Linked DNA regions of Mus musculus: region 1 is linked to region 2. The links are chromatin contacts, found by Hi-C or POLR2A ChIA-PET in ENCODE. All regions are on one chromosome and are shown on one strand. The core of a region is the stretch at or near the end of the contact, and the rest is flanking DNA. Distances in the headings are between cores, read along the strand shown. Region 1 has its middle 27 kb from the start of Hlf. Region 2 holds the start of Mmd (monocyte to macrophage differentiation-associated).

Region 1 (3,600 bases), core at 385-2,884, 170 kb after region 2:
GAAATGCCTGCATTGTGATTTATGGCATTCTTATAAACCTCACTAGCTCTAGTGGATTTTTAATAAATAACTGGCAAGTTACCACTTGAATGCTATCTTATATCTTACAATAATTTAATGCTAATGTGTAAGAGTTAACAGTAATACTCAATATTTGCTATTTTGGTACTACTTAAGAAAATATTTGATAGTATCTATCAAAAAAAAAAAATAGCCGGGCGGTGGTGGCGCACGCCTTTAGTCCCAGCACTTGGGAGGCAGAGGCAGGCAGATTTCTGAATTCAAGGCCAGCCTGGTCTACAAAGTGAGTTCCAGGACAGCCAGGGCTATACATAGGGCCGAGGAGGTAGCTTAATGGTCTACTCCTTGTTTACTTAGTATAAGTACCAGGTTCCATCCTCAGTTCTGAAAAGGTCACAAGAAAGTTGCATGTATTTTTCATGGCAATCTGACTCACAGGAGTTTCCTAAGACCAAGGAGAGAAACACCATGGCCACGGACATTCTTTTATAGCCAGCTTAGAATCACAATCACAAAAAGAATATACATTTCAGCCATGCGCATGGCTAAGACAATTCTAGTAAAAACTCCCCAGGGAAATATTATGCAACCATTAGTAGTTCTCTTTGTTTGGAACACTTTCCCACCCCCTCTGCCTAGCGTCTCTGCCAGCTCACTCCCACTTAAGCCTTCAGAACTCAGGGTACCCACCCCTGCACTTGGACGCCCCTCTTCCCCTACTTACATAACTCCTGGGCACACCTCAGTCAAGAGATTTATATAGCCTGCTGCATGGTAACCCATTGATTTGGCCTGTCAGTCTCTCTTCTGGATCGCACTCATTGAGACAGAGGTAGCATGCAACAAGTTCAAAGTCAGAGGGAGAAGGCGAGGGAGGAGGGGGTTGACTGGGAGGAGAGCAGTGAGCAGGATGCAAAGTGAATACGTAAAACATAAAATAATAATAATAAATCAGAGAGGGGGCACAGGAAGCAATTACTTCGAATGCGTACCATTTGGCTTCAGCTGTCTAAGAACTGGGTTCACAGCCCATATCCACCCCTGTCACAACCCTTTCTGCCCATCACCCCACTTCTTCCACAACCTCCTATAGAAAGGGGAAAGTGTGCTTTGGAATGGGAGTTTTCTGAGGTTAGTGGGTGGAAGATTAGAAAGGGGGACTGTGAGACATTCCTGCAAAATTCCATTAACCTCCTTTGTATTTTCTTTCAAACTTTGTTTACCCGAACATAGGAGTTGCCCTCAGGTACTGGGGCAAAGGATTGCAAAAGGGTCCTTGAAACTGTTTTCACTTCAGGGTGACCCAGGTTTGCTCTTTCCTTGCAAACGGTGTTGTAGATGGAGACCAGTGGAGTCAGCCTGCCTGTGACATGCGTTCCCAGGCCACTTTCCTCCCCACTCCAATTTCAAGCTCTGCTCCTAGTCACATCGCCCGGCGTTCGCTTCTGCCCGCCCGACTCCCGATCAAGAGCTCTGAAGGGAGGATAACCTACAAATCCTCCCGCGGCTGGCCCGCCCCTGCCCGCGCCCGCCCGCTCCCGGCCCCATCACGTTGACTGCCGAGCGCATCTCGGCTGCGCCCAGGCGGGGAGGCGCCGAGGGTAGCTAAGGGGAGCGGGTCACGTGAGAGGAGGAGCCTGACCTACTTTCAGTGGCGGGAGGCGCATGCGTACTGGGCTCCTGCGCTCCGGGCGGGAGGCTCACGTGGAATCGCACGTGCCCGGGCGTCCGGGACAGGGCTGCACAGCCCAGGGGCTGCACTGCAGGAGGAGCGGGTGCAGATCGCGGGGTGCGCGGGTGCTGCTTTGGTCAACGTGGATCTGAAGTTTGCAGCGTCAGATTCAGCTCTTCAGACTTCAAGGACTTTTAGGAGTTTCAACAGCCCTTGGAAATCTGTAACTCGGAATTTATCCTGGGAATTGAGGCCCCCCTAGAAGCATCATAACGCCGCAGCCAAGGCAAGGGGGTAAAATAACCTAAATGCCTGAGACAGCGTCACATCAACGAGCTCAGTTCATGGAAACGAGGAAGATGGTTGGACCACACTTGGAAAGAGCAATAACTGGGAAATAGCTCTGTAGACATCCAGGCAGGAAAATCCTCAAGATATATTTATGTGCTTTTAATCCTTTTTAGGGAGTAGGCGGGCAGCAGTTTGACACTGTAGCACAACACATGGCCTCAAATTAGTGGCAATTCTGCCTCAACCTCCTGAGTGCTCAGATTATAGACCACCACTCCTGGCTCCATTAAGCGACCGTTGTTTTTTCATTATGCGACTAAAAAAAAAAAACCCAACAACTATAAACAGTGTATAAAATGTTAGCACTTGTATGAAAGATTACACCCACATGAACTCCTCAACACCCCTCCCAGAACCCACTAACTCTAGAAAGGTAGAGAAAAGATTTGGGAGGCTGAGAACAGAGGTTTAGTGACTACCAGTGCTGGAGTAACTTAAATTTTGTACCTTATAGGACTAGCTTGCTTTTAGCATTTAAAGAACCTGAACAGTTTAACTGTATTGGGTGCGCAGTTTTGGGGTTTTATGTGAACCATTTTCATCTCCTTAACAATATCTGCTTCATTGCCAGCTCCTCTCAGCTCGGGTCTGAATGGCTATAAAGCATTCTGATAATCTGCACGCGAAGTTTTGAGCTCCTGAGTTAAACTACCTGAGTGTCTCAACACCTTTGAGAGCCTCCCAAGTTGGGCCTATGGGGTGGGGTTGTGGGGAGGGGCATTACCCAGGGATTCCCAGAGATATATATTTGCATAATAAAGCTGTTTCCCACCTGCTATTAGCATTCACTCTCCCAATGACTCTGCTGAGTCGTTAGTAAAGAGGATTTTAAGTTTTGTGGTTACTCTGTACTGGCTGGGGTTGTCTGCAAAGAACAGAAAATAGACCAAGCAAGACCTCTGATGAGGAAGCTGCAGAACTAAAACACATAGTAAAACAGCCATCCTGGGTAGTTTGAGTTATCAGCAAAGCAGTGCAGGGTAGTTAGGGTTCCTGTTACCCATCAGCCAGAGCTTTCAGCGGCTCCAGCCATGACACATTTTCTGCACTGTTTCTTTCCAGAGGCATCAAGCCTTCCCCGTACTCATTGGCTTGAGCTATGGCTAATGTGCACGTCTGAACCCTCCGCAGGACACATGAGTAGGACCTGTTCTGATTCATTTGGATTAATGTACTAGCCCCTGAACTTTGGGAGACGGAGAGAAGACAGACCAAAGATAGGAGAGGTGGGCAGACGGCCGCTGTGTCCCTCACACTACTACTGCTATTCCAGGAGCGGTGGGATGAACTGAAGGACAACGTGTGTCCTTCTGCACATTGGCAGCCAGCGTATTTGCTGTACGCTTCTCCAGTTTAGCATCAGAACAGAAGAACTCCTCTGCTACTGAAAGCACCACCACAGACAGGAGAAATCAGCATTGCTGATTTGACAGAATTCTAAAAAAAGGAAGTCTGCAGACACCACGGTAGAGATGCGGTTTCCTTGATCTACCCGTACAGTAAGCAGCCAGTACCTACTATATGTAGAAGGACAAACACTTTTGGAAAATAAAAGA
Region 2 (3,586 bases), core at 1,083-3,582:
CAAAACCTTCCCATTCTCGTCTCCTCCCACCATTGCAATCCTGGGCCCTAAATTGAAGCCAGGACTTCCTTTCTGCAAATACACTTGGGATTTATCCTCATAAATGGATGCAAAAGGACATCATATTTCCCATGTATATGTTGCATGTACATAATTCTGTAGGTATGTGTACATGTAGGTAGGTGCATGTGTTCATGTGAACACATCTGTGTGAAGGCCAGAGGTGAAAGCCGGGTGTCTCCCTTTGCCATCTTACCTTTTGAAACAGGATCTCTCACTAAACTTAGGCTGGCTGGCTCTACAGCTATATAATATGTGACCTGAATGTAATTGATTTCTTTTGTTTCATATACAGTTCTCAAAGTCTGTTCATGTCGAAGACGGCATCAACATTTCATTTCTTTCTCTTAAAGAGAAAAAGCAAATCATCTTAACAGCTTGAGGTTCAGAGCAAGACCAAAAGGAAAGTACAGAGACTTCTTAGGTCCTCTCACACAATAGCCTCCCCTGCGTCGTCCCCCCCGCCCCCAAGGAAGTGGGACATTTGTTGTGATTACAGTTCCTATCCCTTAGGTTGTCATTTCATGTGGCTAATTTTCAGTTATCTTTTAGTTAGTACCTTTGTTACTGCCCCTTGATCGTTTATAAGGGGAGTGCCATGTAGTCAATTGGTAGATTTTCAAGCTATGCTAGTTGTCAGGCTTTACTGTGAGTGCAAAAGGAGTCAGGTGTGTGTTTTAAGAATTGTGCTGTTTTAAAACTTAGGGAGAGGCCGTTGGCATACTGACCTGATGGTATCTGGTGCTTCGTGTTAGAGGAAGCTATGTAGGAATCTGTTTTGCATCGGGCAAGTTTCTTTTTCACTCCCTGATCCTCTTTTACATTGATGACTCCCCAACCCCCACTTCTCTACATTTAACATATGAGAGAAAACATTTAACATTTGTATTTCTGAGCCTGGTTTATTTATTTCATTTCATATGATGATATCTAGTTCCATCCATTTCTCTGTTCCCAGAAATGTAGTTACTCGTAACCCCCCCCCCCCCCACACACACACACTGAAGAACAATCCAGTCCTCCTCTATTGGAGCCGATTGTCCTTTTAAACCAAGTGTGCAGCTTTGGAATGGAAAGATCACTCCCGAGTCTTCATTTTTTTCCTTCTGGCTGACTAATTTTCCATGCTGTCTCTAGACACACACACCACATTTTCTTTCTACATCCTTTGGTAGGCACCTACACTAATATAATAACTTGGCTATTGTAAACAGTGCCACCTTTCAAAGCCTTGGCCTCCATACCTGTGAAATGAGTAACATAATTTTGAACCTAAGGATTCCTTCCAAGATCAAAGCAATTGTTGTGGAAAGCACCCCGGGGCACTTAAAGAGAAGGACACTAGAATGGTGGGTGAAACCATTCCCCGGCATCCCCCCATCTTTCATTCGTTTCAAAAAGAGTAAATACTGCTTCGAAGCTGGCCCTAAGTCCCTCAAGAAGGTGAAGTTTGAGGAGTGGGGGATGTGTGTGGGCAGGTTTCCTGGATGGGAGCACACCTGGATTTCAGGAGTGATGCTGACAGGTCCTGCACATGTCAATTCCTTTTTTCCAGTATTCTTCTGAGTGTATTCACTACCTCTTATCTCTTCTCTCCCTAGGATCTGCTCTTCTGGCAAGTCCTTTTAGCTTTACAGAGGTTTAGCAAAAGGGGCCGATTCAAGTCTACTCTTTCCTTGGAAATTTCTTGGGTTAAAAAATAGAAAATAAAATGGAGGACGTAAAAAGATCTCTCCAGAAGAATCCCCCTGGAGAAATTCCAATCTCTTCTTTATAGGACAGCCGTGTTACTAATCCGTCTTTACACAGCGTAAAAGGTGAAGAAATAAATGAAAGGAAGGACGCAGAAATGAATGAAGGCTGGATAAACGATATGGGGCCAAGATTAGAAGGCAGAGATAGATTCTTGCTCGCTGCCACTTCCGGCACAGCTGCTTCTAAGATTGTGGGCCATCTCCTACACACCGTTGTTCCTTCCTCTCTGTTGCAGCTCACACGCTCAAAGCTTTAATGCAGAGCACCGCCCTCCCAGCGCTCCTCCCCTTTCGGCTAGCCACACCCCTCGGCTCTGAGGTTCCGCCCCACCTACCGAGCTTCAAGGGAAATGAATGGCAGCGGAGCCCTGCGCCGCTCCGGACACTGATTGGCCACTGGGCGCGGTGACGCGCAGGTGGCTGCGGGCGCACGCAGCGAGAGCAGCGGGCAGGGGCGGAGCCGGGCTCCGGGGCGGGGCCCAGGCACCCGGGGGCGGAGGAGCCAGGGAGGCGGGAGGCGGGAGGCGCCGGGGCCGTTTAAGCGGCCTCCCTCCCGCCCCCAGGCGCCTGCTCTGGCCCGGGCCCTGTGCTGACCGACCCCCGGTGTGGCCCACTCCGGCCCTGCCCAGTTGCGTGGCTCCCGCCTGGCACGCCAGCGGCCTCGGAGCAGCTCAAGCCCATGAGGCCGGCGCGCCCTGCCGCCGGTGCAAAAGAGACGGAGCTCCCGGCCCCCGCGGTGGAGCGGTGGATCAATGCGGTTCAGGAATCGATTCCAGCGGTGAGAGTTCTGCGGGGAACGTGCTCCGTCCCGGGGGATCCCGAGCCCTGACGAGGACCGGCTCCCGGGAAGACTCGCAGTTCTGCGATCCCCTTCCTCCAGGCAGCTTGGGATCTGTGCCCCGGGACCCCGCATCTGCTTTGCCTCCTCCATCCGCTTGCAAACCTAGCTTGGCCCTTGAGATCCCCATCCAGACACCGCTGCTGCTAGCTTCTAGCAGACTACTCCAGCCTCAGAGCCCCCTCCCCACGACTCCACTCAGGGCCTCCACCCTTATACAAACCCCAACGTGAGGTCTCTTAAGGCTGCTGCAGCACCCTGTGGCGATGTTTGTCTTACAGCGGGTAGGAGGTCTGGCCTGAGCTTTTTGAGGTGTTTTGTCGGTGGTTGGCCCTAGAGACAGGGAAACTGAGGCACGCTTCTCTAGGTCCAGCTTTCCTGATGGTGTCCGGAGGGGTTGTGTGTCTCGGGCTAAGAACCTAATGGTGTGCTATTTGGGGGATTTTTTTTTGGCAGGGGCAAGTTAGCATTCAGGTGGAGAGACATGCCTTTGAGAAACCTGGTTTTAGGAAATAGGGAGAAAGAACGGAGGAGGCGCCACCGGAAGGCGGGTTGTCTGCTCTACACTAAAGAGGTGGTAGGGTAGCCCGACTTGAGGGACATAGTGTGGCCCTTCTCTCCCGGGTGGATTACCTGCGTGGAAGGAATGATGAAGGCTGCCGACCTATTGTTCCCAAAGAAAGCTCTGGGCTTTAATGTTTCTAAGTGGGTGAAAGTTCACCCATGGGGTTTCTGGTAACTCCATCCCTTTGTCTGAGCCTGGCAGCCATACCCATTCCCAGCCCTTCACCACCAACAGGGTAGCCTAGTGTGATGTACCAGAGAATTCAAAAGCAGAAATGCTTAAAATCTTCCGAGCAGGCTATTGAGTTTGAAGTGGTCTTTCTTTTTATTTTAAAATGTAAACACACCATTTAGTTTTCCTTTCCCTTCT

What was found. Hi-C counts contacts between places; a loop is a spot of excess contacts on that map. ChIA-PET counts read pairs that join two places held with the same protein, here RNA polymerase II (POLR2A).
Region 1: a map of heart shows a loop between it and region 2 (1.8-fold over the local background). The contact joins the enhancer-like site here to the promoter of Mmd in region 2. A Hi-C loop is called at or near these places in 1 of 37 maps with a recorded cell type or tissue (heart). POLR2A ChIA-PET finds 5 or more read pairs at or near these places in 4 of 5 experiments (Patski and embryonic stem cell).

Annotation. Positions count from the first base shown.
Region 1 is chr11:90,416,470-90,420,069 of GRCm38, forward strand. No RefSeq gene overlaps it. Among named protein-coding and RNA genes, the nearest start is that of Hlf, 27 kb to the left of the region's middle. Within about 2 kb of position 1,635, at least 3 of the 3 ENCODE cell types and tissues checked have a DNase peak (open chromatin) inside an H3K27ac peak, as active enhancers do; they include heart, where a contact is called at or near this core.
Region 2 is chr11:90,247,144-90,250,729 of GRCm38, forward strand. It overlaps Mmd (monocyte to macrophage differentiation-associated), which reads left to right and starts at 2,333. Exons shown (of 7, transcript NM_026178.2): 1 at 2,333-2,592. The coding sequence starts at 2,567.